Regions from separate parts of the Mus musculus genome. Here regions 1, 2 and 3 are each linked to region 4. Evidence: chromatin loops called from intact Hi-C (ENCODE). Cell type or tissue: left cerebral cortex. All regions are shown on one strand. Each heading gives the region's core, and the rest is flanking DNA. Links, peaks and the distances in the headings are about the cores only. Region 1 has its middle 35 kb from the start of Gm40299. Region 2 has its middle 100 kb from the start of Adgra3. Region 3 has its middle 47 kb from the start of Gm40299. Region 4 holds the start of Kcnip4 (Kv channel interacting protein 4).

Region 1 (7,823 bases), core at 1,672-6,671, 110 kb before region 4:
AAAAATAAGCTTACTCAGCCCAACCACAAGTGCCAAACCCATCAGCTATTGTCAGCAGCACTAGGCCTGAACAGCAATCTGTAGTCTTCGTGTTTCCCTAGCAGTGAGGATGTCTTTTCTGTTCTCTAATCCTGAAATGCATGGTTCATTCTATTGTTCGATCTAGTAAACATGTGCTAAGCACATGTTGTATGTCAATATACTAGTTATTCTTGCTAGATACAGGAGGAGTCCCCAAACCTCCTGGGAGCTTAAAAGGAAGTAATGGCAAACAAATACCAGCATATCAGTATCTCTATGCCTGCCATCCATTCGTTCATTCATTGGTGCATTTCCTTTCAACATTCATTAATTTATCTAGGTGGTCTTATTTATAAATTTATTGGACTTAAAATTCTAAATCTTATATGTTAGCATCAAGTAATATGGGAAAGCTGAAAACACACCATCTACCTTAACATATCCCCTTTAAAGTATCATTTCCTATATAAGCAGCATGTAGGTTTAAATATATCTTTCCTCATATAAATTAAATATATATATATATATATACATATGCTATACACATGTCATATATATATATATATATATATATATATATATATATATATATATATTATATGTGTCTATGTCACAATGAAAGCAGAAGCAGCAGGGCATTATTTATAAATGGGAAGAAGCAGACCAGAAAGAAGTGAGGTAGGACCAGGAAAGCAAATGAAAGAAGGCTAAGGGAAGAAGAGAAAAGTTTAATGAATATATATATGACAATGCCATGATGAAACCCATTATTTTAGCAACTAAAAATATTAATAAAGTAGACTCCAAAAAATAGTCATTCCTGAAGGCTAAACTGATTCTAGGATTTGCAGTGTGCCTCTGCACCTCTGTAGCTCATTCTGTTGGAATAATCTTCAAATTTATTCGGCAAGCCTATTAGTTCCGGAGAGTGAGCTAAGCACTGAGGAGACAGAGGGAAACAAAATCTATGACCGCCTGAGCAGCTCATGGGCCACGGAGGTAAGAGTCATGTAAATAAGTAGTTGGCACAATTGGGCAGCACTGGGATGTCAAGGCATTTGCGTTGCTAGGGGACGGATGAGCAGATACACACTAGATGAAAAGGCAGAATGAAGATGTCCTAGGAACAAGATATCAGGAGGCAAAATCAAGTTGGCAAGTTCAGCAGGGAAGTGAGGAGAGCCTTCCATGATCGCGGAATGTGTTTGAAGGCGAGATGAAAGGAGGGGGCAAAGCGGGAGTGGCACTGTAGCTCAAATAGAGAGGCCGAAGTTCGTGTTCACACTTAGTCAAGTGCATTAGGCAATGTTTTAGCACTGTGGAAAAAGCCCTTGAGAACATTAACTTCAAAGGAAAAAATCTTTGCTCTGATTCACAGCTTTTGAGGTTTTAGCTGAGGACCCCTTTTTCCCAGTGATGCTGGCTTGTAACAACATAGTACTTTATGGCACGAGAGAGAGAGAGAGAGAGAGAGAGAGAGAGAGAGAGAGAGAGAGAGAGAGAGAGAGAGAGAGAGAGAGAGAGATAGGGACGCTGTGCGCCTCATAGCGGCCAGGAAACAACAGAGCAAACAAGCGATGGCTGGGGTCTAGGCTTTCAAGGACATGCTCCCAGTGACTTAACTTCCTCCCATTTGTCCCTACCTATTAAAGCTTTTACCCCTTTAATAGCAACATTGTCCAGAGACCAAGCCTTCAACATAGGGCCTTTGAGGAACTTTCAAGTCTAAATCACAACACTGAGGATCCCGCTCAGACACTCAAGGACAGGGATGCCATAGTGACCAGCACTGGAGTGTTTCAGCCATCTGTGCCAAGGCTCCCCACAGAGGCTCCTGTTCCTGCTATGATCCCTATTTTTGTAGTTTGAGACTTTAATAAGATTAAATAGCTTAGGTTTTACTATATGTGAAAGTTGCCTCCGGAGCCAGAATACAAGGTTTTACACAGAAACTCTGATCCTGTGGAATTTAATAGGGAAAAAAGACCAGAAATGAGATGTTTTAAGAGGGACTTGTAATATTTCAGGCAGAGGACAAAGAGCGATGCCCCAGAGTAGTTAGTGTCTGCGAGGAGACTGAAACTATTGTGCAGTGTGTTTCGTGGGCTTTTTATTTCACCTTAGAAAGAACCGAAGGATCTCATGCTCCTTACTTCAAATTTACTGTATTTAAAGAAGTACAAATTATATTACACCCGGCCAATCTGACCACCGACTTGGCTCTCTTCAAATAGAGCATTCAAGAATAAAAATTCTTTAAACACAAGTAAAATCTAAGCAAACACATTGAAATAAGTGAATGCTACCTTTCAAATCGTCCTGAGTTACTGCCCTGTTGAGATGGATGGTCGAGTGGGAGCTTCGGCAATCTTTTTTTTTTCCTTTTCTTCCATTCAGCGGCCACTTTTAAAGAATCTACTTTATACTGGGCTCCAGGCAATAGCAATATAAATGATGGGCGTGCAGTCATTTGACTACAGTTTGGCAAAGGACAAAAGGAGACTCTTTTGTGTAAGGATATGAGCCCTGAGGGTTACTATGAAAATCGCAGTTAATAACCGTTCATTTTAGAGTAGCTAGGTGTGATTTTGAAGATGTTTGCCATGTCATTCTAGTACCTTTTTCCTACTTCCTATTCTCAGCAATGTTAGTACTAGAAAGAAGGCGCTCATGATGTGTTTTGCACATCTATCAAAGAACAGATTGTAGCAAGAGACTGCCTCAGTGACAATAGCTTTGATTAACACCTATCAAAATAGAACCATCATGGGCTCACTTAAGCGCTTGTCAAAGCACCCAATCTGCTCCTGAGTTGGAAGCCAGATGCCTCTATCCCCACACTTCACACTTGCTGAGAGGGCAGCTGCCATTCCTACCCTCAGCCATGAGTGTCCTCATCTAAGGATCAGGCCTATTCCAGTTTGAGGATCCAGGGTACAGATATCTACGACAGGTGATTCTGACAAGCTTTCCTTATCTACGGTGAAAATCTGAACCAGTGACAATGACTATTCTACAGCATCCCGTGACAGCTGTCCCGCAGCCTCTGCTTTTGGCCTTGGACTCATTACCAAGATTCACGTTCACAAACACTGTCATTGAAACTACGTTCAGGTGCCTGGCTCAATGCTTCTGTTTCATGTCAGGTTTGACTCTCAGAAGGCAAACAGCAAGTTCACGGTGAGAATGACAACCCTCTCATCTCTGAATCTGCTTGTGATTTTCCTCAATTAAACCACGGGATTTGGGGCAATTTCCTGTGACATCATCACCGGGGCCCCTCATTATCTGGAAACTTTCCTTCTTGATTCATTCCAGTTCATCAATATCGCTCATTACAGTGTGATACTAAGGTTTTAATTGAATGCTCTAACCATGCTGAAGGAGGTTTGACCAGTAAAATTATGTAGTAGTATTATTTGCCTTTTTTTTTGTAATTGGTAATATATAATGTACACTACCTTTTGTTTTCATCTGACAGCTATACTATAATTTATAATAAAGAAAATAAGTCTGAGAACTTTGCCTTTTGTTTACTTTAAGAATGCTCTTTCCTTGGGTATGCACCAGGCTCTGTCCATACTTTAGTCTGTCATGATGTCAGCTTTTCTAACACTTCCACTGAAATCACATCCTTTCTTCTTCCTCCTATCACATTCCTTTAGTATTTCTCTTGTAACTCTCACCATCTGAAGATTAGTTTTTTTAAAGGTATAAAACAAAAATACCCTCTCTCCAAGGCAAAGGATTGTTCTGCTCTCTGTTGCATCTCTCCGTCACATGGAACATAGAAGGCAGAGGTAGAACTGAGTCATGACTGGCCACGTGATGGGTTGCAGGCTCTATAAGCAGTTCCTGGGACAAGCTGCTAGCTAAGATTTTTGCCTCTTGTCCCTAGACAATTAGTTGATCTGTATACCTCTCAAAGTAATGATCGAGTACAACAGAAATGAGAAAATAAATTCTGCAAAAATAAACAGCCAACCAAAACAAGCTGATATCTCGTTAAGTTCTTGCTGTGTCCATAATTATTTCCTTGGCACTGAAACTAGTTTCATTAAATGACATGAAATATAGAGTACAGCTAAGTGGTATTATAAATACATACATTTAAATTATAACAGTGTGGCATTTTCAGTTGTTAGAAAGAGGATATTTTTACTCTGCTGGGAAGAGTGTGAACTAACATGCTTCTGGAAGTTGAATTAATTATTATTTACCAAGCAAAGGAAAGCAATCACAAGTAACCATCTCTTGGTCTGATGTAGTCACAGCTTTTGACCTTTATGCCCCAGGACAGATCAAGGACAAGCTCCCTTCCTCTACTTCTCTGTTATCCTGTGCTTCCCGTGCCATTGAACTTCTGTTGTGTGAAACTTGAGTCTGTAACAGACACAGAAGCCACCTCTCTCTATATATGTGGCAAGTACATATTGTAGTATTTACATGAATAGTTAAAACATTTGGAACAGCATGTGCTGAACACAAAAGAACGTGCACCACATCTTTCTAAGGGTTTCTTCGTTCTTTATTTTAATAGAGATCAATGGAGAGGATATGAACTTGGTAGAACCAAAGGAATGAAGAAGGATGAAAACTGTAAGATAAATTTAAATGCAAAGGAAAGCTGGTAGCTACAAAAGGTTCAACCAAAAGAATGTACTCAGCCTAAGCCACTCTTCCCCCACCCTCCTCGGTTGGTTTTTCCCAACTGCTGCCTGCAACTGCTGTGGACTAGGGTAAGGTGAATTTTGATCTGCACCTTCATATTAGATTATGCTCAAGTTAGTGATAGTGATAGTGATTTTGATAAGAATCAATAACACAGACTTTTAAGTATAAAATTCTGCTAATGAAGGTCAAAGAGTTTATACATTTTTCTTAAGGCTTTAAATATTTTTTTAAGTTGATTTTTTGGGAATCTCACATCATGCACCCCACTCATACTCACCTCCCAATTTTTTCATGTCTGCCCCCTCTCCCACCCTCATCCCCTATTCCCAAAAAGAAAAAAAAAAAAGCAGGTACATTTTATGTTGTTTGTATATTCACTGGAGCATGGTCAAATTTCTAGTGTCCAGCATCTCACCCATCCCCCATCCCCTGCAACCAAGAGAGGATAGACTTCTTCTACCTGTACCCATACCAGAAGACATCAACTGAGGAGAGCCATTCGTTCTTTAACAGCTATGACACCATAGCCACTTCTTTCAGTCCTACCCTTTGAAGAAACAGAACAAACACCAGCTGAGTAGATTCACCTGATTTGTTATCTCCCATCTTCTCTGCAGGTTTGCATAAAACCTGCTTCATAATACTTGATTAGTTGTCTATAGGTATCCATGGGCTTATAGGGGCTGAAAACTCCAAGAAGGCTACCTAGGAATGGTTTAGTTTTATACCGTCTAGTTTCTTATCTCTCACTGGGCCAGCATAAGACTGTTGTCAAGGAAACGCCTGGGACACATGAGATGTCCAGAAGCACAGTGACAATCTATAACAACTTCACGTGCATCATCTGTTGCTGTCTTAAGGTCTAAGCAAGTCAAACTGATCTGCTTATAGACACTTTACAAAACTCAGGGATCTAGAAAGATGTGAAAATTGGATACCCTTGAGTTCTCCCAGTTATTTTCTTTATAGGAAAGTGTCTCTCACAAAGTCTCAGGTACCTTGGAAATCCTACTGGTTATTAGGGTCTCTGACTTGATTAGGAATGTGAACCTTGACGGCTTGAGCACACATAAACCTGAAAGCAGAGTGATTGTTTGAAGTGCCATGGAGATTTATGACTCCATGAGAAGATACCTGGAAATGAGATTTTCTTACTGCGGGAGATGGACAAGATTGATGTACAGCATTATACTAGGAGCTCATTATGGCCCAAGGTCAATGCTTCATTATAAGTTTGTGCAAATACTAGAGGTTTTTAATGCTCTTATTTGCTATTAAATGCTAGTTTCCTATGTGATATGGATGAAATTTATATTTTTATTTCACTATATTGGAAGATAAAAAAATCAAGACATAGCAGCTTTAAAATGCCATCAAATGTATTCTTTCACTTTGTTTAAATTGTTATGTGTATCTCTCAACAGTGGGCAACAGCTGCTAAAAATATATCTTGTATAAATAAATGTAGGGTTCTATGGAGCATGAAAGGAAACAAAACAGAGATATATAAATAAAGTGTCTGAAAAGCAATATGTTTGGGAAATCCAGAGGATAGATGTTAGCAAAATAGATGTTTAAATTTTCCACTAGTCCAAAAACAAACTAGTAATATACTTGGTGGGTGTGTGCATGTGTGTGCATGTGTATGTGTATATGTGTGTATGTGTATGAGTGTGTAATAAAAATGTCCTTGAGATTTTGTTATTGGAACATTGTTGATAGGAAAGACAATGAGTGACTAATTCACCAGGTCCTCTGGGACACAAAGAACTGCATTAATCTAGCCTTTCATCTTACATTTGTTGTCATGGTTATTCATACAGGAAATAAAGAGTTCTTTCTTTCCATGTGAACAAGATGATGATAACTAAAATATGTTTCTGGTTTTAAAAGTATTAATGTATGTGTCTCTTTGAGTGTTTGCCACAGAAATCAAGACCGTAATGCCCACCAAAGCCAGGACCAAACCTTCAATTATACACAGTGCATGTGGAGTGGATGGTTTATTTGCTTTAAGATAGCTTCCAAAGTCAGAACTTTCCTGACAGCATTTTTGCATATTGTTTTGACTGATAGTCCATCACTCCCTCAGAGTCTCCTTGCCCCCTGCCCTGTTCTGCCCTGCTGGGTCTTTTCTAGCCTCTACTGATCATTCACTTGAACATCCCTGTTCTATTGTTTTTGCCACTTGTTTTCCTTCAAGCCCCACCCCCAATCCCTGTAAACTCTTTGAGGTTTCAGGTAGAGCATGCGAATTTGATGCCATTCATAATGCAGCCTTGGCTCCTGAAATCTGTTCACCTAATCCCAGGGAGTATTGGGTAAAATGCTCACCAGGTGGCTGAAGGCAGAAGACTCTTAATCACCTACATTTTCTGAACTGCTTCAACATACTGTAGAGCAATCCTGTAGACACCAGACACAGTAATAAATGGACTCACGTGGATCAAACACCCTTTCTTTGACCCTGTCTTTGGATAATATATTTTAATACATGAGAACGTGCTACTACCCATCTTGCCTGACTTTATTCCCTTACCTGGTTCTTCTCATCTCTTGGTTAAGAGAGGCTCAGTTTGAAATAAAGACATCTTGTCTTTCTTTAGACATATATTTAGTGGTGATTTATAAAATTAGGAAACGATTAAGACGGAAAGTCAATGGAAAAAAAATCATTTCACTAATGCCAGATAATAACGAGACCTCACAGCGTATCTGTAGAGAGACTCTCTGGTGTGCTATATGGAAGCATCATCTGCCAATAAAAAGCTGGTGTTCTACTAGCAAAAGGTGGGAAATAGAAGATAGGAGTTCTGGCACACAGAGAGAAGCACTCTGGGAAATAGGGAGAGGTGGGAAGATTTGCCACCCAGACTTTTGAGGAGACAGGCATATAAAACTAAGGAGAGATAACCAGCCATGTAGCACACATAGAATAAATAAACAGGTTATATAAGTTATGGGCTAGTTGGAGAGTAATTTCAAGGTAATAGCCTAGGCATTATTCATAAATAACTGTAGCATGGGTAAAAAGGCCAAGGATACAATACTTGCCCTGCATCCATGATGCTTATATCACTCTCCTGTTTCTTGGTAAGATCATCATCTCTACTTTCAATTTTATATCT
Region 2 (7,823 bases), core at 1,920-6,919, 430 kb before region 4:
CAGCCCGGAAATAGAAGTCTCAAAGTTTGAATCAAGTTCAAGAAGTCCTAAAAGACGTCAGCAGCTTACCTTAAATGTCAGACTCGGAGTGAAGTGCTCACTTATGTGGCCATCTCAGCCACATTCTAGATCAACTAACTACTGGGAGCCACAGTAGTCTTCAGAGTCATGGGGGTGCTGCCAGAGAAAATGACTGGGTTTTGGTTTGCAGTAATAAGCCTAACACTTAACGCTTCAGCCTTTATTGCATGTGATGCCAGCGTTGGAGACAGTCTTTTTTGGTAGGGAAACAAGGCAAGCAGCCAGTCGATTGCCATTGGTACACTCTGTCTACTTTTCAGCCAAGCGTTGGAAACTGAGCGAAGGAGCCAAAGAGCAGAGCGAATGCATCTTTTCTTATTTCTAGTCTTGTTTTTCTGATACAGCTCGGTCTATTAGTTCAGTGTTGAGGCAGTTTCACTGTCCTGCTCTGCTCTCCTCCTGAAGAGAACATCACTGCTGTTCCTTCCCCAGCACTTGACAAAGACCATGAGGAACCTCACTTCCTGAAGGTGTTCCATTTGGTGGGTGTTACTAATTTAAACAACTTGAGGTACAGGATGCCCAAGGACAGGTTATGAAAGAAGTCATGCAGTTGGAGGAAATGATGACGCTTTTTTGGGGGGTGGGGTGTTGTTGTTGTTCTTTTCGAGACAGGGTTTCTCTGTATAACCCTAGCTGTCCTGGAACTCACTTTGTAGACCAAGTTGGCATCGAACTCAGAAATCCACCTGCCTCTACCTCCCGAGTGCTGGGATTAAAGGCGTGCGCCACCACCAATCAGCCTTTTTTTTTTTTTTTTTTTTAATTTGCTTTTATTTTGTTCTTGACCAAGGGTATCATTCAGTTCAGACTCACCCTGAATTCTGTATGTAACTGAGGCTAACCCTGGGCACCTGCTCCTCCTGCTTCATTGTCCCTAACCACTGGGGAAGATTTCAGTGACAACCTGGCCGGCCTAAGTGGGGAGCTTTATTAAGACATGAAATGCAATGAGTAATGGCTTTCTCCAACTTTTCTATTTGATGGGATTAAAATTTGATGTTTGTGTAGAGGGTATAAAAAATGCATTTCTTTTATCCCAACCTTTCTCATTCATGATTTATGGCCTGGTGCTGGCCGAGATTTTTGTATTTCTCATAGAATTATAACCGATTAACAGACATTGCACCCTTTGAGATCAGCGTTTCAGTTTTCCCATGAAAAAGATTTGACAACCAAGATTCACACATTTTTGAGTTCTTGTATTCCTGCTGAGTTTGGGGCTGAGGGGTTCTTTCCTAATGGTCAAGCCCTTGTACCTAGAGTTGCCTTTGTTTCTGTTGCTCCAGAGGAGCTTGCTATGTATCATTTTTACCTGATTGTACTTACATCTTAGTTGCTTTGAGTATTAGAGCAAAACATAGTTGGTAATATTTAGAGGAATACAAATGTTTGTTATATGAAAGTTACTCTTTACGCCATGTCATATAATACGAGTGATACATGTTATATATACTTTATTCCATGTTTCTTCTTTCTTTTGTGATGAAATAGCATGAACGTGAAAGTCAGGACAACTTTAGGAGTTGGCTCTTTCCTTCTGCCATGTAGACTCAAGGTATCAAAATCAGATTGTCAGATTTGTGACAAGTTCTTTACATTATTAAGCCATCTTGCCAATTCTATATTACATACTATTAACTTCTATTTATATAACTCAACATTATACTGATCTATATTTTCTATGTTTAGATAAGTATTATTCTCATCATTATTATTAATTTATTCTTTCATATATTATGTCCTTCTTCTTTTCCTAGTCCATCACCCACATCCCCTCCCTCCCCATCCTTTGCTTCCCTTCAGAAAAGGAATATCCACCAAATAAGGCATATTAATTTGGAATAAGATTTGACACCTTTCCTCATATTAACTCTGTACAGAGCAACCGAATGGGACAAAGGTTCCCAAAGCAAACCAGAGTGTCAGAAACGGCCCTGGTTTGCTTCCTCTGTTTAGAGTCCCACAAAACCACAAAGCTAACAACTATAACATGTGCAGAGGGTCTAGGTAAGATTCGTACAGGCTCCCTGATTGTCAGTTCAGTCTCAGTGAAGCCCTGTGAGTCCAGGTTTGCTAACTGTGTTTTCTTGTGGTGTCCTTGAACCCTGTGACTGCTATAATCCTTCCTCCCCACTCTTTAGCAGACTTCACCAGCTCCACCTAATTTTTGGCTGTGAGTCTCTGTATCTGTTCCTGTCAGTTGCTGGCACTGACCTACTTTTTAAGTGAAGACTTAGAAACATGATCTGTGTAGAAGTACTTTTGCATATTAGCACTAGTATTAAATGCTAAAGTAAATGTTTAATATTTCAGATAGTTATTGAGTGATTAACTGATTTCCAAATTTATGCTGTTTTGCATATACATAATAACAAATCATGTTCCATTTATATAAATGGTACATGGATAAGGCAAGATATGTCTCCATGCTGATGGGATTCATTTTGGAGAAGGAATGTTGTTTGACTTCTTTTTTTCATGAATTGAACTTAGAGTGCACCAACTGAAGTTGGCTGAGAACATAAAAAATGGAAGAAGGAAACAAACAGCGTATGTGGTGGTTTGAATATGCTTGGCCCAGGGAGTGGCACTATTAGGATGTGAAGCCTTATTGGAGGAGGTATGCCACTGTGGGCGTGGTCGTTGAGACTCTTCCAGGTGCCTGGCAGTCAGTCTTCTCCTGTTTGCCTTTGGAACAAGATGTAAAACTCTCAGCTCCTCCAGTGCCATGCCTGCCTGGATGCTGCCATACTCCTTTCTTGATGATAATGGACTGAACCTCTGAACTTGTAAATATGTCTCAAATGTCCTTTGTAAAAGTTTCCTTGGTCCTGGAGTCTGTTCACAGCAGTAAAATCCTAACTAAGACAGAAGTTGTACCAGGGACTGGGATATTGCTGTGATAGGCCTGACCATGTTTTGGCTTGGAGGAATGTGAATTTGGGGACATTGGATTTGAAAAGCCATGGAATTCTTTAAGTGGGACTTAATGGGCCGTCCTAAAAGGAATATGCAAGACATTGGCACTGAGGGTGATTTGAACTCTGGAGATCATTCTTATGATGTTTTGGTGAAGAATGTTGCTGCCTTTTGCCCTTGTCCAAAGAGTCTGTCTGAAGCTAAGGTAAAGAGATTTCAATTAATTGCATTGACAAAGGAAGTGCCCGACAAGTCCAGCATAGACTTTACCCTCTGGTTTACTCTCTTGAAGAGTGTTTTGGGCCAGCATAGCAAGCTTAGAAAGGAAAAAATATAAAATGTATGGTTCAAATAATAAAAGGGCACAAGGAAGTGCAATGGAGCTAAATCCTGTGTTCAAGGAGATAAACAGATTAAGGGAGTGGCCTACCCGGTGATCCCGAGTCTTTTCTATGTGTCTGTTTGTCCAATATTCTTTATCTTGTCATTCTAGTCAGATCAAGTCCTAGCTGAGTGGAATAAGCAGATGATGATGAGATGGTGAGGTCTCCTTTCTCAGCAGATGGAAGAAACTGACCGTGAACTTACAGGGCTTGGTAGTACTAAGTACTCATTTCTGTAGCCAGTGACCACCCACTCCCCTTTCATAAGGCTGAGTGCTTAGTAGTAATTCCACTTATTACTTCAGCATCATCGAAGTAAACTTTGCTTCATGCTGACCAAGACACAGATTGACCTTCTGGCTGTGTCCTATTTATCAAGTGATAGAGAATGTGTATGTGTGCGTTTTATCCATCATCTGCCTCTGCCATCTGGGTTAATCCATTATCTGCTGCTGCCATCTGGTCTGGGAAGATGCTAAAGACCTTTATTAGAGATCCCAGGTATCTTTTAAAAGGTATAGAGTATTTTTAGAGGATTCTTTGGCTCCCTAGGCAGGTTCCTTTAACAGTGTAAGGAGTCTAACTCATAAAATTTTCAGTTTTATAATCATTGTGTTCTTTTTGGCCTGACGTACAGCACTAATGGTTTGCTTTTGCACACGAACTTAGACTGTTGAAACGAGGAAATGTATTTGTAGCAGCGGATTGTTTTTAGAACTAGTAGTCGTGAGTACCAACCCAGCTTAAGAACACTGCATACGAAAGGATTGAACTCCAGTACTGAGGACTGTTTTATTAGCAACATCTCTTCCTTTATAAAACGGAGTAAAAATGTTCAGTGATTAACTGTGATTGATATTTTTTGTTGCTTAATGAAAGTTCTTTGTTGATAGTTTGTTGTTACTCTCATCTTTCATATTGAGTCTAGTCTTCTGTGTAATAATGCAGCATCGCAATGCCTTATAATTTAATAGTCTGACATATATATATATATATATATATATATATATATATATATATATATATATATATATATATATATATATATATTATTAAGCTGGAAGTTCCCCTTGCGAGTTTTATGTCTGTCTCTCTCTCCAATTAGGGCCTTCCTCAGAGAACAGACAGTAGTACCACATCTGGGAGGGTGTTAGACTTCAGGTCTAGGGATGGCAGGTCATTTCTACCCACAGTTCCATAGCTGGAACACATTGTAGCCATCATTAACAGAGAATGAGGTTAGGAAATGTACTTAGGTTCTTAAGTGCAAGAGGAGAAGGCAGATGGTTTAATTCATAAACAGACTTACTTTCATACACCTGAGCTTTGGTCCCACCTTCTCTTCCCTTACATGGTCTTGCTTTTAAGTACCAATTCATTATGGATCCCAAACAGAAATGTTAGTTTTTATATCAGTTTCAGGGTCAACATCATAGTCATCTTAGTTTGCTATGGCAAATCCATGGTTATAGATTGTGGAATTTCTAAGGTTTTCTACAGGCTTGATAATCCAGGATGTGGGAGGGTGTGAGCATGTGTGAGCATGTTTGGTTTCTGTGGTAAAGTCCTCTTCCTGGCATGTAGACCATCCATCTTGATGTGTTCAGTCTGTGGGGAGATCATTTCAAGTCTCTTCTTCCAGTCTCCTCATTAGGGCTCCAGTCTCATGGCTTAATTATTCCCCAGATGCAGCATTTCCACACATCAGTACAGGAAGGTTTCAGTATAGGGACTTTTAGGACAAGGCAAATAGTCCAAAGCTTTCTCCCATAACCCATATCTGTCACAAATGTAAAACATATTCTTTCCTCCCCCTAACCCTCAGAAGTCTTTTATTTCTACTTCTGTTTTAAAGTCTAATATTGAATTTGAATATTATCTAAACTTGATGTGAGTTGTGATATATCATCAGCAAAATTTTCACCAAGAAACGGAAATCAAAGTAGTGTGTGCTTCTACGGCACAATAGTGGAATAGACAACATGAAACTCTATTCCAAAAAAGGAGACAGAATGATGGACAAGTGAATATCTTCAGTAAGCCTAAAACCTAGTGAGGCAAATCACATTATACCCTAAGACTGAAAGGAGTCTTTCATTTCTGACTCAGCGCTCCAAAGGAGAGAGGCACCACTCACTAACACATTCCCCTCATAGCCACTAATTATTGCTCCTGTTCCTACCCTCTGTGTATAGCTAGCCCAGAGAGTTTCCTCCCATAGGGAGGATGCTTGCATCTAATACAATTATAGTTCTCCATGGTGATTTGGGGCACCTCCTGCCTATGAATTGATAAGCAAAGAAACGCTGCTGTGTTGGTTACAGTGACTGATCCTGATTTGCTAAGGGAATATTTGATTTGATGCCACCGAGGAAACAGTATGCCTGCCATCATTTCTACGTCCTGTGATTATAATCAATAGCAAACTAGTAGTCAAGTGCTCGTGTCAGTACCCTTCAGAAATGGTAGAAGGAGAAATCATTAGCCACAGCCAAGTGACCCATTGCAGACATGAGAACTATAAATGTTATGGGTATTTTCTCATTTGTTGCAAATGTTTGTGAACAGACATATTTATGTCAAGTAATCTTTGTTTTCTTTGCATTCCTTTAACACTGGGCACTGACTTATCATAGTATAAAGGTATTGTTTATTTTGTGTCAGATTTTAAGTTTCGGTGTATCAAGATTTTACATAACTCAAAGACTTTCCTACTGCTTCTGGGGAAGAGGGTAGTGCATTTCTGGTTCTATGTAGGATGGATGTGTTGTGTTAGGCAGGCAGAATTGCAGTCTTCATACCCAGATGGCATGAACATTTGACCAGTGGACTCTATAAAGACTTGCTCATTAGACTAGTTCCTTTTAATAAATTTCTCTCATATCTGTATTATGTCTGCTGCTTCTTTCTTTGGAGAATCTTTATTAGTGTAGACAACATTTAAATGCACCACTACAAATAATTCAGCAATGATAAAAATAGCATCTGTTCTAATAACCTATATCTCTAATATTTATGCTAAAATGGTGCTGTTAAGAGGTTCATTTCCTGCGGATTTGACTTGCTCATTGGAATACATAAGGACTGGACCTATAGTTCATTTGGTCTCAAAAGTAATTACCTTTGAGCTATTTTTAAAAAATTTCTCCCTTTTAATATAGAACACAGTAAAATGCACCAATGTTATATATGCTTCTGACTGTGATACCACATGGGTAACAAAAGTCTACTTTAGCCAGTGTGTTCTCCCAAAATAACCACCACTCTAACCTTCCTTTCCATCTGTTAGTTTGCCTTGTTTATATATTTTATAGGTAAAGCATTGTTGTGTGTCACGTTTATGCTCGATTAATACTTCTGTACAACATTGGGGGATTTACCCATGTTGCGGGAATCTATTCTTAGGTTGTGCAGCATTCCATTAAGTGATTCCAAGAACTGTTGTCCTTCCAGTTTGAACATTCTCACTTTATCTGCTGATAGACATAAGAACACTTGTCTCTTGTATATACACTGAGACTATGAGACATTCACTTAATCACTAGGGCTAAGCTAGTCCCACCAGTGCTATAGGAGAGCCCTTGAGGCTACACATCCTCACTGTCATCATCTGTTCTGGTTAGGTGGATTGATCTCTGTCTTAATCACTCTTCTATTGCTGTGAAGAGACACCATGACCAAGGCAAATCTTATCAAAGAAAACAGTTAATTGCAAGCTTGCGTACAGCTTCAGAGGTTTAGTCCAATATCATCATGGTGGGGAGCATGGTGGCATGTAAGAAGGAACTGATGTGTAGCTGAGAGCTGTGCCCTAATCCATAGGCAGAGAGAAAGACTGGACTTGGCATAGGCATTTGAAACCTCAAAGCCCACTCCCAGTGACATACTTCTTCCAACAAGGCCACACCTCTTAATCCTTTCAAATAGTACCACTCCATGGTGACCAAGCATTCAAACATATGAGGCAATGGGGCCATTGTCATCCCAGCCATCACAGTCTTCCAGTGCTTTATCTCTATTGCTGCTGACGTGTGTGCCTTTTCACTTGCTTCCTGATCACTTGGAGCCTCTCTTTAGTTTGCCTCTTGCTCAATATCGTCGTTAATTACTGGTTTGTCAGTCTTTATTCTTCTACGAGGCCTTTTTCAGATATATTTATTTGAGTGTTTTCCCCAGATGTTTTTAATCTTGTAATTGATTTTTAAAGATGTTTTCCTTTTAAAAATGTTTTCTTATTCTATTTTATGTGCATGAGTGTTTAGCCTACATGAATATGTATACACCACATGTGTGTCTGGTGCCCATGAATGCCAGCAAAGGCATCAGAGCTCCACGAAGTGCAGTTACTCATAGTTGCCCATGAGCCAGCCTGTGGGTTCTGAAAACCAAACCCAGATTCTCTTCAAGAACAGCAAGTGCCTTTAGCCACTGAGCCAC
Region 3 (7,823 bases), core at 1,013-6,012, 130 kb before region 4:
TGCTATGAACATAATGGAGCATGTGTCCTTCTTACCGGTTGGAAAATTTTCTGGATATAAGATATTCTTCTTAACTTCCATGTCAGCCAATGCTTTGCTAGAAGGGGGTTGGGGGGATGGGGCTGGAAATAACTGCTAACACTTACTATCTTACATCTCACTCACCAACTCTAGAACAAAAAGCTCTTTTACGAGGAGTGTTTTTGTGAACCTGGCATTAGAAAGCATAAAACATAAAGAAAAAAAGACACTTGGGCACTGCTTTCGGGCTGTTCCCTTTATTGGCACCACAAAAATGGTGGGAAAGGCCAGTATGCCACATTAGAATATAAACTTCTAAGGGTTCTTCACAGAAAATGGGTCAATCAGACAAAAACTTAAGTCGGGGCTAATTTGTAGAGTTATCTCTTCTGTCACTAGTTGTCTGTTTACAGGGGACCCTTTAAGTCTTGGGAGTTCAGGGTCTAAACACTTCTGAGATTAGCAACAATCTGTGTCTTTAACTCAAAAGGTATTAGAAAGCATAATCAATAAATAATACAATTTGAACTGAACTCTCCAACTACTTACGGATAATGTTCTGTTTCATGCCAGGAAGCCCGTTTGGCGAATTATAATGTAGCAAGGAGTAAGAAAACATAAGTCACCTTGAAGGCTGATTGAATATAATCAATGATTAATGGCAAATTTGTGGTCTCTTTAATGACCACAGTTAAACAAAATCAAATTGAACCATAAATTTTAGATGCTGTCTGGAATTGGGTCATGTAAAAAGTAAGCTTTGTGAAGAAGAAAAATCTGTTTTGTATTATTACTGTGATCAAGTTTATAGCTTCACGATTTGAAGCTTCGCTTTTTTTTTTTATTATTCGAAAAAGAGGGTTGACTATCCATTTTGCATATCCACGGGTATTTAATTAGATCAGCAAAGTTGCAGAGAGGGAGTGTCCAAATGTTTCAGTCAACAGCTATACATTTTCTTGTGGTAGATTTTCTTTCCCTCACATCCACTAAAACCAGCAGGAGCTCAATCAGTTAAGAGCAAGGATGCTTTAATTATCCTTTTAGTGAAAAAAGAACCAGGACGTGGACCAACTTAGCTCTCAAAGGCCTACTTGAAATTAGTTGAATGGTTTTTGGTCCCCTAGAACTTTGAAGGTATCTTATGCCTCCATCAGTATAGACAGCAAAATTTCAATCATGTGTTAAAAATATACCATTGTTAAATTGATATCAGGCTTTATTATAACTTGATGGATTATTTCCCTGAATCTACACTGTTCCTTTATAGCTGCAGTTCAGAAGTCAGGAAGACAATCCATATTTGTACCACTAGCCAGTACAGAAAATGATGCTTGAGGAGAGGGTGTATTTGGGGAGATAGAGACTTGTGACAGTTACACTAGTGTGTATATGGCTAAATGCCACAAAGAGCAGAGGAAGTTTCTGTCCCTCATCTCATCATTCCTCCACACTAAACTTATTTCTAGAAGCTGCCATGGGCACCAATGTCAAAGAAGACCCTTTGATTATTCACTTCGTTTCCTGGGTTAGAGATGCAAACCAATGCCTAGAGAGGAGTCAGGGCACAGAGCTGGCTTTGCAAATGGAAGCATGACACTAGTAGATAAGAGCATCTATACCCTGCCAACTGTTGCAGATGGCAGCGAGAAAAATGTATTCCCCTTCAGTGGCTGAAATTTGGCTGGCAAAGTTTCATTAAATAAGTCTTGCTACTGCCACACTGTAGCTTATTGTATAAAAAGAAGAATGTGGTTGTAAAATATTATTGAAATAGTAAAGAGAAGCATGACAGAGTAAATGGCTTTTATCTTTTAGGAGTACAGCAGTTGCCTCCTTCAGATACACTGTTGACCTTGATCTGCTACAATCTCCATCCTCATTCTGTCTACTTGTTCAGATCCGAAAGACTGGAGGACTGTTAGGTATCTGTATTCAAAGGCTCCTTATTCATCATTTCAGCATCCCTCAGAATTGGTTTCTCATATGTGCACAAATGCCATCCTTCTCTTCCACCCCTATCATTATTATCCTCATCAATACTTTCTGTGGGTACTGGTCCAGCATCTTCTCTGGTCTACCTTGTTGCAGGAAAACAAAAATTCAACAGATAAATCTGATTATGTGTGTTCTTGATAGAATCCATTCCCAAGGGGTTTTCAGTATCAAGTAAATTAAAACAAACATTTCTAAGCATCTCTTGAGGCTTGCAATAATTTGCTTCATCTAATGTTCCACTGTGGTCTCCGTTAATGTCATGGGCTTTTGAAACTTGAAGGCCCACCCATGACAGAATCTCTTGTTTTCTGGACATGCGTAGGAAGCCACTTCAGAACCCCTGTACTTGTGTTTCACCTTCCTAGTATGTTGTTTCTCCAAAAATTTGTGAATTGTTTTACATGATACTTTTCTCAATGTTGGAATGTTGTCTCCCATAGAGATATGGAATCTCAGTGGAAATGTCTCCCGAAACAACCACAATCATTCCTTTACTCTGCTTTTATTAACTATGTGGGACAGAGCAGATGCCATCTCTTACTTTATTTGGTGCCTTTGTGACTGTTTCTGAGTCCCCAGAGGTTGCAAATTTCTTCAGTAGTTGGAAGAAAGCGTAGCACATTATATGTCATGAGTGACTTCCGACTAATTGTTCAATTCAGATCTTAAATGTGTTGATTTGGATGAGAATTTCCCCCATGGCTTATATGTTTAAAACTTGGTCCCCAGTTGGTGAACCTGCTTGGGAAGGATTACTGCTCTGGCCATGTTGGAAGAAGTATGTCCCTGGGACTCAGTTTAAAGGTTTCAAAAGCCCTTGCCATTCTAACTTATCTCCCCCTCCCCCTTCCTCTCCCCCTACCCCTACCCCTACCCCTCTCCTTCCCTCCTGCTTATTGACCAGATGTAGTCTTTCAGCTCCTGCTCCATCACTATGCCTATCTCCCTGCCGTGATGGTCACAGGCTCACCCTCTGGAACTGTAAGCAAGTCACATATACTTTCCTTTGTAAGTTGTCTTGGTCATGGAGTCTCTTTATAGCCACAGAAGTTTTACTAAATTTTACTAAAAGTTTTACAGAAATATAACCTGGTTCAGGCTTGCAAAGTTGACTAGGATTCATGCAGCCTCCATCATGTTTAAGAATTATGTCTGAGATAATTTAGCAGGAAGGACAAATATTATAAAACGGACCAGCTTCATTCATCCTTGCATCGTGCTGTTCATCAAAAGGCTCTTCTCTATATTCATGCCTCCAGGAGAATCATCTTTATGTTGATAAAGATGCAATATTAGTCCCAGACTTAGAGGCTCTGGTACATGTTTCAGAAATTTAGTATATATTTCATGTTTTCTTATTTTTCCAACTCCATGTATTCTGAGCATATCTAATTCCACCGTCATATTGACTACAGCGCTAAATCTGTCTTTTTCTCTCTTGCGGTACTACCTAAAAAGTTCACTCTGTCCTCGACAGCTTAAAATAGGGTTGCACAGAAGATCACAGCAGCAATAAACTTGAAAAGAATTCTAAGCACAGTGGCATAAAGAGAAAAGCGCAGTTCAGAGTGAAACACAGAAGTGAATTTACCCTTCTGTGAAGATGTATTTTTAGGATTTTTTTTTCTTTAGCAGTTGGAGAGTTTGTTGACTGGCAAAGATCTACCACCCTTTAGCAAATGTGTCATCCCAAGGGTAGAAAAGAAATATCTTTGCATATGGTGTTTTTTGTTTTTTGGGTTTTTTTGTTTTTTAAGACTTCTAAGCACATGCCCCTGGTTAATTATTACTTTTTTTTTTTTTTTTTAAGTGTTTCTACTTTGCAGTTAGGAGTTAAAAGACCTCAATAAATATTTTAGTGGACTTAGTGGGAAGTAGAATTTCTAAAAGTTAAGATAGAAAACATATATTTTTTCTACTTAAAGTTACATGACCTAAAGATAAAATAGTAACTATTTATAATGAAAGGATGCTGGTGGTTGCTTCCAAATTTGTTTTCTCCTTCTTCCTGGCATATAACTGACTAGCTCACAGGGCCCCCAATGAGGAGCTAGAGAAAGTACCCAAGGAACTAAAGGGATCTGCAACCCTATAGGTGGAACAACATTATGAACTAACCAGTACCTCCCGGAGCTCTTGACTCTAGCTGCATATGTATCAAAAGATGGCCTAGTCTGCCATCAGTGGAAAGAGAGGCCCAATGGTCTTGCAAACTTTATATGCCCCAGTACAGGGGAACGCCAGGGCCAAAAAGTGGGAGTGGGTGGGTAGAGGAGTGGGGGGGAGGGCATGGGGGACTTTTGGGATAGCATTGGAAATATAAATGAGGAAAATACCTAATAAAAAATATTAAAAAAAAAAAAAAAGAATGATCCTGTGACAAAGTGGATGCTCACAGTCAGCTATTGGATGGATCACAAGGCCCCCAATGGAGGAGCTAGAGAAAGTACCCAAAGAGCTAAAGGGGTCTGCAACCGTGTAGGTGGAACAACAATATGAACTAACCAGTACCTTCCCCCACCCCCCACCCCCAGAGCTCATGTCTCTAGTTGAATATGTATCAAAAGATGGCCTAGTTGGCCATCATTGGAAAGAGATGCCCTTTGGTCTTGCAAACTTTATATGCCTCAGTACAGGGGAACGCCAGGGCCAAGAAGTGGGAGTGGGTGGGTAGGGGAGTGGGGAGGTGGGTAATGGGGACTTTTGGGATAGCATTGGAAATGTAAATGAAGAAAATACCTAATAAATTAAAAAAAAAAAAGAATCATCCTGTGACAAAAAAATGGGGTTTGTTTTGTTTTTCTTTGCTTTGTTTTGCTGTATTTAATTTAAGACAGGGTCCCAGACAGCTCATCTTATCCTCAAACTCTTTATATATCTAAGGATGTCCTTGAGTTCTTGATCTTTGTGCCTTTAGTTCCCAAGCATTAAAACTTCAGCTATGCACTCCCATGCTCACACAGCTAATTGTTTTTGTTTTGTGCCTCTACAAATTGAATTAGCGATTGGAACACATCAAGCAGATACTTTATCACAGAAGTCCATCTGCAGCCCCTCAAAGTGTTAGTGTTGGGATGTACTAACGACTCTACCTGACAGTTTTGAACAGAAATTAATTTTTTTCACCGTCCTGAGACTACAAGCCCAAGGTTCATGAACCAATAGGGGCAATAGTTTCCTTAGATTGCTCATGACTTTTCTGCATTACCTCTGGGTTTATCTGTACCTAAATTATTTTCCATGAGGTGCGATATTTAATCTTGGGTGTGATATTTTATCTAGAGTCAACTGAGAGACACACCTCTGGGCAGGTCTTTGAGACTTTTTACTGGAATGATTAGCTGACAGGAGAAGACCTTTTCCCAGAAGAGTTAGCACTTTCTAGAGGCAGCCCAGATGTTAAAGGGTCCTAGGAGAACAGTGCCTTGATTTGCCCATTTTTGTTCTTTGCTGCTGAGTGCATTTACTCTGTTATCATTACTGTTCCATCCTTCACTGACATCAGAAACAGCTTCTTCATTCTTCTAAAGTGGACTGAAAGAAAAAGCTGCTTGATATGAATTCTCCAGGTCTTTAGCACCAAATTGGGCCTTCTGAGGCATCCAGAATCATGGACTGGACAACTGAGCCAACATCTCAGCCTTGGGAGCACACATGTTGCCACTGTCAGACTACCTACTCCATCATGTAAACCAATTAATAAATCCTCCTTGTGATATATATACATTAATCCTAGCAGTTCTGTGCCTTTAGAGAATGCTGACTAATACATATAGCCACACCAGTCATACCTTACTAGACCTTATCCTAATGATCTAATTTTCTGTTACAGTCAAATTCTGAGGTATCAAAATTAGTACTTGAACATGTAAAATTTGAATTAAATACAACTTGACCACAACATTCACCAATGGAAAGCAGCAGAGTGATTGCTGAAGTTTTATATCTCACTTGCTTAAAAGATGCTTACTGTGGACCTCTCTCTCTCTCTCTCTCTCTCTCTCTCTCTCTCTCTCTCTCTCTCTCTCTCTCTCTCTCTCTCTCTCTCTCTCTCCCGATTCTCTGTCTGTCTCTATCTATGACTTTGTTTCAGTTTGTGTTTCTATGTCTCTATCCCTCCTCTCTCCGTCATTCTCTCCTTTCCTCCATCCCTTGTTTAGTAGAAAACATTAATGATCACTATGAAGGTCATAAGTTGAGCGCCATGATGGGAAGGAAACTAAATTGCTGACAAATCGTCATCAGTAGTCTGTCCTCTCTACCTTGTAGTGTGATGGAAAAGAGAAATGGGCTAGACTTTATTAGGACCACCTTCCTCTCTTCTGCCTATTTATTATAGTACATTGCTTATCCTCATCTCAAAAATTGGGAGTATGAAACTTTCTTGGACCATTGCAATGAAAAATAACATTTATAAGTAAGTGTACTCAATATAGTGATAGAGCCAAAGCCTTAATGAGAATGATATTTTTTTAGCTTGTTTGCAATGGTTTGTGAGAGGAGAGGTTAAGAAAGGGGGGAGATAGAGGAAGGAAGCTGGATCAGTTCTGGAGGAAGCCTCTGCAATGTACCACTTTTACTGCAGGGCTTCTTTTCCATTGGCTCCTGGACTCCTCCATATGACTTCTTTTCCTTCTTTTGTACTGGATCACATCCCATACATACTCGGAAGAAACCACGAAACTTTCTAGTCAGTATACTTTAAATGAGTGCTAGAGACATATATAGAGAAAAAAGAAGTATTATAGCCAAGGTCCCCTAGCTTATTAGTTGGGAAAACCAGGCTGAACTCCTTCATTGGGACATTTCAGCACAGTGTTTGAAGAAGGTTGGTCCCCAAAACACTGTGTGACCAGGGCTGAGGACTTCCCATCCATCTAAGACTACTGTTTTGCCACTTAGTTTTCTCTTCTTTATCATTTATAAATTTTTATTAAAACTACACATGACTGGAGTCAATGAAGTTTACAAGATTGGTCAAAATAATAGTTGTCCCCAAGTAGTACCTACATCATCTCTCCATTAGTTATACCAAGTGATGCCTCTTTTAATTGCTTTCCTACTATTAGCCCAGCTTCAAATAACATGTTTGCTTATTTGTCATCCTCTATTGATTTCTATTTTGAGAAATGAAGTTTTCACCTTCTTTCTTCTCCTTGAGGCTTCTCATCACACTTTTAGACCCTCTGTGGCTCCATCCTTGCATACACTAATTGAGAATTTGATAGTTAGATTAGCATCACAGAGTTGTAGAATTATGACTGTAAAGAATCAGAATATGGAACTTGGGACCAAATTGTCTGGGTACAAAATCTGCTTTTACTATTTTCTGTCTTTTAGACCATTAAATTCAATGTGCTTTGGTTACTCTATGTAAAAAAAAATGAGAAAATAAAAGCATCTGTCTTGCAAATTTGTTAGTGGAATAATTAAGTTAACACATTTGTAGTTTTAGTTCCATCCTCACATAAATTTCACATGCAAATATTATGCTTGGATTTTTTTTCAGAAATCACAACACAATCTATTATTACATTTTTGTTCCAGTTGTTGTTCTCTAGTCAGTAGACACCTGGTTATTTTCTTCTGGGTTGTCATCCCAAATTAAGACAAGAAAAAATAGTCTGTAGAATATATCATTATTCAAATGTCTTCCTGGAAATATTGTTAGGACTTCAACATGGACTGATTGCTCTCCACACTTTGGTCCTAAAGCCACTTGGACTTTGACCTGGACATTGTTTTCATTTCTATGGAGTACGGAACCCTTTAATTCTCTCCTGTTTTATCCATTTTTTTTTCTC
Region 4 (7,823 bases), core at 1,919-6,918:
ACCTATCTCCCAATTAGGACTTATTCCTAGAAATAAGTTCTAGGTAAAAATCTTCTTAACATGCACTGCATTCATGGCATTTAAGGTTCTGATGAATTCTCTGGGTAAAGTAAATCCCTCTTCCAAAGGAAATCCCCTAATCAACTCTGCCGCCACAGTAGACTGTAGCCAGTGGGTCCGCTCAAGTCCGCAAGGCAGGAGAAATGCCGTTCAGTGTGATGATAACTTTACCTTTTTAATATGGACTTACCCTGCAAGGCAGAGTTGCAAGCCAAGTCTGGATTTCAGTGCTTAGAGAATTACAGTTCATTTGGCAGCATGCCAACTTATATAAACTTGGCGAGACTTACCGAACTGAGCGCTGGAAGATGTCGGGTGATGAAAGTTTGTGACCTGGTTGCATCTCCAGTGCTTCATGAAAACTCAGGAAAGTCACTTAATCTCTGTGGGGGTCAGTCTCCTCATCTACAAAGTGGTGCTAATAACATCTCATCGGGCTCCATTTCAGAGTCATAAAGAACAATCAGGTTATGCACATATTATTAGCATGGAAGGGTCAGAATTAGCCCTGGGGCCCTTCAGCGCTTTCTTCCTCTTTGTCCCAAAGTACATTAATATTTACTTTAATGTGAGAATCTCAAAGTAGATTGCCTGGTTGTTTGAGTCCTGAGGAATTATGGGTAAGTAAGAATTTGACAGGTATAGTTATGGCTGTGGATACTGTGTGCCTGAACACTAATAGGCAGTAAATTGTTCCCTTCATTTGAGTAACGGAATGACACAAAAGGTCAAGTCCAGTGAACTGATTTGGATTATTATACCAGGCTCCTTTCCACCCAATGGGCTCTAGAGAAATCCTAGATGGGCCATGTTGAACCACTCCATCTCCACTGTCGTCTATGTACCTGGAAGGACCTGAGGGTATTAGTAAGCAGAATATGGATACATATTCAGACAGCACCTGTCAGTCCCAGACTCGGAATTCCTGACAAGCTCCTAGAAGAAGATAAGGCGCAGTATCGTAGGCTGTGCCGTTTTTGAAATGTGGTACCCTTGGCTGCCCTAACAACATCAACAGCAGGCTGTGTGGCTTAAGCAACAGTGGGTTGTTCTGCTCCAGTTCTGTAGACTGTAAGCTCAAAATCAAGCTGTACAATAGAGTTCGGCCTGTGCAGAGGAACCTTACCCCTACCTGGCTTTTTCTCTAAGAAATATCTCTTTCCCTATAAACTCATAAATCCTAGATAAACTATGGAATTTGGTAAAATGCATTGTGCTAGTGGCTTACCAGTTATGAATTGTAACAGAGAAACAAGATGTTATTGGGAGAATATAGGAAGGAAAGTCCTGCAGAAGGAATTGTCTGCTTCAGTTAAACTTTGCTAAGAGTCTAAAACTGCTCTAAACAATAAAATCTGTTAATGTAAGAGACAGTCTTACACGTCTCCCCCAATTTAATAAATTCACCATCAAAACTGGAACGGAGGAGTTTTACACTAAGTGCAAGTGGAGTGTGATTCTAAAATATTCTAAAGTCTGAGGACTGCCATGAAATCATTGACAATTCTACGTGTTTGTCAAGAGTTGAAACTAGGCTCAAATCTCACTGCACTTCTTCAGAACTTGCTGGACTTGGCCAACTTAACTTCTGTTTAAGCTTGCTTTTGTTTAAGCCTTGTTCTTAAATCAGCACAAAGTATAAAACATTTCCTCTTAGTGTGAGGTAAAATAGTGATCAAGAATTTTTAATAAAGTACTGGATACATAGTAAGCACTCAATCTATATTAAATACTCTAAGTTTTACTGTTACTGTATAAGCCCTGGTGCACAAAGGAGAACTGTGCTGAATGTAGGAAGCTATCAGAAATAACCAGTAAGTAATAGGCAATAATAGCTCAGAGCACAATGCGATAATTCCAGATGCTTGGACAATATTCCTTGGTTTATAAATAGATGTCATTTTCATTATTTTACTTGATTCTCACACTGACCTTGTGAAAAAGAAGTTCTTTTTAACAGCAGAAGAATTGAAACTGAGAAATGATTGGTGACTTTCTGGAAAAACTAGATGTGGCCTCATAGGGTTTTGTAAAGATTAAAAGAGGTGACGTTCATAGAAATCTGAGGTTAATGGCTGGGACATGGTTTACTTACCAGCTTTTGCATCTGGTTTTTATAAGTTCCCTAGAAGAGTAGTCTGGAGTTAGCCATAAAATGGGAATCTTTTTCATATATTGAGTTTGGAAGGCTAGCCATGATGGCTACAGCTTCTGAGGATGAATATTTCTTAAATATGGGACACATGAAAATCCAAGAAAGGGAAGCAAGACAGTTTACCCTAGACTTTCAGTACTAAGTATTAAAAATGACAGTAAAAACGGCAGCAAACAGGACTGAAGAGACAACTCAGTGGTTCAGAGTACTGACTACTCTTGCAGAGGACCCCATCTCCAACGCAGCATTCACATGGCAGACTACAACCATTTGTAATTCCATTTAAATCTCCAGGGGATCTGATACCCTATTCTAGACTCCATGGGCACCAGACATAACTGTGACACTTGCTCACACATGCAAGCAAACTCTTCATACACATGAAAAATGAATTAAAAACCAGTGGTAACAGAAGACAATCTTTCTGTATAATTTTTTTCTGAGACCAGCAGTTCATATACAGAAGTCAGACATGAATGTTTCAGTAACCCAGACCCCACAAATATTTTGGAGGCTTAATATATTGCAACTTCTCTCGGGTAGTGTCCATTTTAGATGACTTTGCTGGCGTATTTACAGCTAGTCCAGAGACGCACACATGGGACTGAAAGGAACTAATCCTCATTGAAAGGTCTTTCGAAGTATAGGAACACACAAAAAAGCATTCTGCACATTTTGCAGATGACAACTGAGTTGTGCATTTGTCCTGTTGTAAATAAAGAGGGTAAATCTATTCTAGAACCAGGAGATGCCTCCTTACCTTCTTTGGTTTCCTCAGGACACCATGTGGAGATGGTAGTGATAATGGTGATGGTGAGTACTCTCTTTATAGCATCTCTTACCGACCTCTTAGTATGTGCCAGAACGCTCCAAAGCACAATATGCATTGTATCTCATTTCTTCTTTGACAGAGGTTCACTGAGGCAGGCACTACCGTTTGGTCCATTTTTTTGAGTGAGAAAGGTTAGGATGCTCACTTTGGGCTCACCATTAAGATTTCCGTTCAGCCTGCTGAGCCCAAACCCACACATGAAGGTAGTTTTAGAAGTCAGTACAGAGAAAAGAATGGAGTTGAGAACTGGAGAGGTAGTGAGCCTCTGCAGAGGCCGGGTTGTGCTCATTTGTGATAAAGGTTGCTAGTGGGAAGCTTGCTTTGAGATTATTGAAGTCCTAAGGTGCCACATGACCAGAATGAAATAGTAGAACCTGCTAGGAAGGACAGAGAGGAGACTTCTTAGGAGGAGGTAAGGTGCACACACCATTTAGAAATTTATGTACTTGACTCAGTAGAAGTTTAAATTGCACGCTATCTAGTCCGGTGTCCCTCCTGTCCTATTACTCCGCCCACTTCTCTCGCTCCAGCCAATAGCATCCTCCTCCAACTGGGCTGCCCTCCCACTTGCTCTCCGTAAATTTGCCCTTACTTCTACTATTTTCCTTAAGTCACACGGAGTAGATTTCAGCTCGTGTAAGTAGGTTAGATAAAGATGAGTATGGAGGCAATGCAGATGTTGGGATTTTGTCCGCAACCAGCATGGAAGGCATCACAGGGCTTTCCAATGAGTCACTTCAGGGACTAGGGGTGAAAGGAAGGACAAGTGACAGTTGAATCCTAGCTGGAGAAAGGGACAAGGTTTTACGGTGATGTGTAATCAGGCAGGTGTAGGGAGAAAGAATGACTTTCCAAACAATTAGGCCTTTCCACCATGTCAGGGTCTATTGACCTTGCAGCTGAGAGTGCAAACGAACAAATGTTAAGCAGCTTTGCGGGCCCACAGAACCGGTCAACTCGACCTTTCTTTTTAAAGGAGGCAATATACACTTCACTTCTTCCGGCAGAGAAGCCTGTGTTTTAATGCTCAGCTCTCTCCGTCCAACAGTAACCATGGCCACAAGTGGTTTATTGGGTTGTTTTCTGTCTTTCTCGGGCATTGCTGGCCTTGGTTTGCTTAGAGAAACAAGCAGCCATGGGTGATGAAATCCCCTGGGATCTCAGCCATCCCTTCCAACAGAGTGTCCTCCAGTGAAATGTCCGTTTGAAGAAGGCGCTTGTGGGAAATGTCTCCTAGTCAGCTCAGCTGCTCTGTGTAATGTGCTGTGGTCACCTTGGCCTTGTCTAGGCAGTGTCTAGAAGTCACATTCTCCAACCTCTCTCTCAGTCTCATGACTGAGTTGTACTTGGGAAGTTTCCTGTCTAGGAGTTGCTGGCACTCTGCCTGGTTCCCAGAAGGGCATCTCCTTGCCTTCTGGTGTCCTTCGAACTCAGGGCAGAATCTGACCCTCTAGGGACCCTGCAGTAAGTTTCTTTGCCAAAGACTTCTTGAGCCAGCCTTGAGCCAGGCTCTATGTGAAGCAGAAAGGGGTCGCAGTGGACCCTCAGATAATCCATTGGAAAATCTCAAAAGATGCCTTTTTTAGCCTTAAGCCGCTTCAGCTCTCTCTCTCTCTCTCTCTCTCTCTCTCTCTCTCTCTCTCTCTCTCTCTCTCTCTGTGAGTCTGCTGTCACCTGAGGCACTGCTACAGCCTCCTCCACTTTCTCCTTTAGTGACTTGGCAGCAGGTGGCAAAGGAGGTGCCAAGCGTGCCAGGGACGGGGGGGGGGCGCCTCGCTCTGTCTGGCGGTACAGCGCACCGACTTCTCAGCGGCGGGTGTCCTGGCCCCCACCACCGGCATAGCTCTGCCACCCAGAGTGGCACAGCGCCCCCGGCGCCCCCCGCCGGCCTCCGCCTGCACCTGCAAGGCTTCGCGCGCCCTGCCTGCCGCCGCCGCCGCCGCTGCCGCTGCCTCCAGCTCCCAGCGTCTTGGTCGCCCAGGACAGAGTGGCTGTGCGCTCCCGTAGCGGACCCATCGCCAGACGCCCCTGGGTCAGTGGACTCTAAGAGTGTCGCTCCGGCATCCAGTGTCCTTAAAGATGAACGTGAGAAGGGTGGAAAGCATCTCGGCTCAGCTGGAGGAGGCGAGCTCCACAGGCGGTAGGACGCGATGGGCTTTGGAGCGGGCGTCCCGCTGGCACTGTCCTCCCCTCGCTGTGATCCCGTGCCCCTTCCACGCTGGGGGCGGGGGGGCGCTTGTTGCCACCGCTGCATGAGAGAGAGTGAGGACCCAGGAGGGATTGGGAAAGGGAGGTGGGTGTGGGGGCATGGGAGAGCCAAGGAGTGGGGGGTGCATGGCAGGGTCTAGGAGGGAAAGAAAAAAAAATGCTTGAAGTGTGTTTGAAACTCGCTAGTGGTAGGGTCCGTCGCGATGCCGAGCGCGTACTTTTTGCCTTCCCTGAAAATTTCTGAGGTTGTGATTTGCTTTTACCAGATGTCATTCACAAGCACACTTCCTTCCCCTAACACCTGGGGATAAATGAGTCAAAATGGTGTTGATCCACCCCCTCCACACTTCCTTGATGCTCCCGAACACTTCACTAGAACTCTATTTTGATCGGCTGGTTAATACACAGACGGGATGTTGCCCACATCAGAGCCTTTTGCAGGCACGCTTGTCTTGTTCTATAGCTACCTTCAATTTAGTGTGTTGGGAGAAAATGTTCTTCAGTGACACTTGGAAATAATTTTTATATAGTACAGCCTTGAAAAGGTACTGGACACTCTGCATGGAGTCTGTCTCACAGGGAAATAAGCGGAGATAGAAACTGTTCTCTGAATTTAGCGGGATGCGAGGCAGAACCGATGTCCTCCCCACAGAGCATCTTGGGTTCCATCGGTTTGTTTTTAGATGGCTTTCATGTGTACAGATTTTTTTTCTTCTTCTTCTTTTTAAGAGGACCCTAAATAGAATCAAGGTGGTTGTGGAATCAATGTGAGCGAGGAAGATTATATAAGCTACGGAGTCACTCGTGTTTTGGCTTTACGGGGTCAGAAATGTGGCCTCACGAGAGATAAAGTTGTAAGAAAGTAGATTTTTAATGTAATTCCTTTATTACTTCTGGAAACAGCCACCTGAACAACTTAGTCCAGCAGTACTCTGAAATACATTGGTATAAGACATGGACATTCACCGGTACTTTTCCTCTGAGAGATAAACTCACTGTAACTAGGAGGGTACTTGTCTCATTTGAGTGTAAAATTTATAAAGTCTTAGTGCTTCGTGGGCTCTTGAACACTAACATGACTGCTACCACCAGCACTCTAAAGTTTACCTCTGATGGCATTGGCTCAGAGTAGCAGTTGCCTACCTTTTAATGACCCAGTACACCTTTCATGGGGTAGTCCATGAAAGGTATGTGCAATATTTAAGCGACTGAAATCTCTCCTTTGTTTTACTTTTTAAAATTTTTTTTTGTCAGAATGACACTTTCAGTGTAAGAGGAAGGTGATAGGTTGAGAGGACAGCGTCGTGTCTTTGCAGTTCTGTGTGATCATCTCAGTCCCCTCTAGGAGAGCCTGTGTGCCCAAGGCTCAGGAGGAATGAACTCAGATCTGGGACAGGCTGTGGGGACACAGTCTCTGGAGTTGGTGGCTGTTCAATAGGAACAGTTCTCTACTGGGGCCAATCAGTGAGATGGGGAATGAATTTACAAGCAACTCTCCATCCAGCATCATGGCTGGTAGAACTCCTGAAAAACAAGAAACACAAATGAAGTCATGCCCGGAGAGTATGAAACAATTAACTTTTTAAAAATTAGAGGGTCTGATATTGTCTCGAGTGTCAGCATGTAAAGATTTCTTGGAGAATAGAAGGATGCTGCTTGCATCTTGGCTAGGATGAGGATGAAAATGAAAAGTGTAACACATTTCCTTTAGTTGCATGCAGACATTTTTAGGTAATTAATGTGTGATGAGAAGACCAAAGGGAAAAAAAAATGCCGAGAACCTTGCTTTTGTTCTTGTTGCTCCTGTTGTAAAGGAAATATTAGAGATGACCAAACATGATTTAGAAGTTTGGTTATCCATGCTGAGATCTGTAGTCATCTGAGGGAAAAATAGATGACTGTCAATTTTAAAGGATTTAGGTTTTGATTTAAAACAATAGCCGCATCCTCTTGTTCTCTCTTCGCTAAGTAGAGATTGATGGGTTTAATCCTGAATTACACTCGTGGACAAGAGAATTATAAAATGAACCAATCAAATGTTAACAGAATGATCTGATAGAGAAATTCAGGAAGAGGGGAAAATGAAAATTGGAGAACTCTCTCTCTCTCGTTCTCTGTCTCTCTCTGTCTCTGTCTCTCTCTTCTCTCTCTTTCATGTGTATACATGTGAATTATGGATTTATTTGGAGGCAAAACTCTGAAACACACTCTGTGGAGAGATGAAAACTCCTCCCCCACCATGTTGTGTTAAATAGTGGGAAAGCCTCAGGAATGGTAGCAGGAGAGTTGAATTCCGTTGCTTAAGCTTCCATCTTGTGCACCTTTCAATAAATGAAACATGCAGTATGCATGCATAAATTGCCTTCCAGGTCCTTGCAGTTGATAGTGTGAATGCTACAGACCACAGAACACTGATGGTCTAGACTTAGATTTACTCTGACACTCATCAGACTCTGTGTTATACTCAAAGCTTACCCACCCAATATGTTTTTCGTTCTATGGTCTAGTTCCATTAACTTCATACCCTATTGTAAAATCAAACATAATTCTACTGTGTGTGTGTGTGTG

Evidence for each region. A loop is a pair of places that touch in the nucleus more often than their neighbours do. Peaks named below come from ENCODE experiments on the same cell type or tissue, not always from the same donor. Only the 100,000 strongest peaks of a DNase experiment are listed, where the experiment ranks them.
Region 1: a loop joins it to region 4, with 1.9 times the contacts of the local background. A loop is called at or near these places in 2 of 42 quality-filtered maps.
Region 2: it touches region 4 in a loop (2.5-fold over the local background); 6 of 42 quality-filtered maps call a loop at or near these places.
Region 3: it touches region 4 in a loop (9-fold over the local background); 3 of 42 quality-filtered maps call a loop at or near these places.

Annotation. Positions count from the first base shown.
Region 1 is chr5:49,634,847-49,642,669 of GRCm38, reverse strand. No RefSeq gene overlaps it. Among named protein-coding and RNA genes, the nearest start is that of Gm40299, 35 kb to the right of the region's middle. In left cerebral cortex, for the core only: no CTCF peak of the experiment used is centred there; DNase peaks (open chromatin) are centred at 2,776, 3,857, 4,236 and 4,359.
Region 2 is chr5:49,951,024-49,958,846 of GRCm38, reverse strand. No RefSeq gene overlaps it. Among named protein-coding and RNA genes, the nearest start is that of Adgra3, 100 kb to the left of the region's middle. In left cerebral cortex, for the core only: no CTCF peak of the experiment used is centred there; no DNase peak of the experiment used is centred there.
Region 3 is chr5:49,646,862-49,654,684 of GRCm38, reverse strand. No RefSeq gene overlaps it. Among named protein-coding and RNA genes, the nearest start is that of Gm40299, 47 kb to the right of the region's middle. In left cerebral cortex, for the core only: no CTCF peak of the experiment used is centred there; DNase peaks (open chromatin) are centred at 1,630 and 3,542; H3K27ac peaks cover 516 bases.
Region 4 is chr5:49,522,005-49,529,827 of GRCm38, reverse strand. Kcnip4 (Kv channel interacting protein 4) reads left to right here and starts at 4,924. Exons shown (of 9, transcript NM_001199242.1): 1 at 4,924-5,187. The coding sequence starts at 5,127. In left cerebral cortex, for the core only: a CTCF peak has its summit at 4,930 (motif pointing left); DNase peaks (open chromatin) are centred at 4,949, 5,619, 6,243, 6,661 and 1 more place; H3K4me3 peaks cover 2,737 bases; H3K27ac peaks cover 2,488 bases.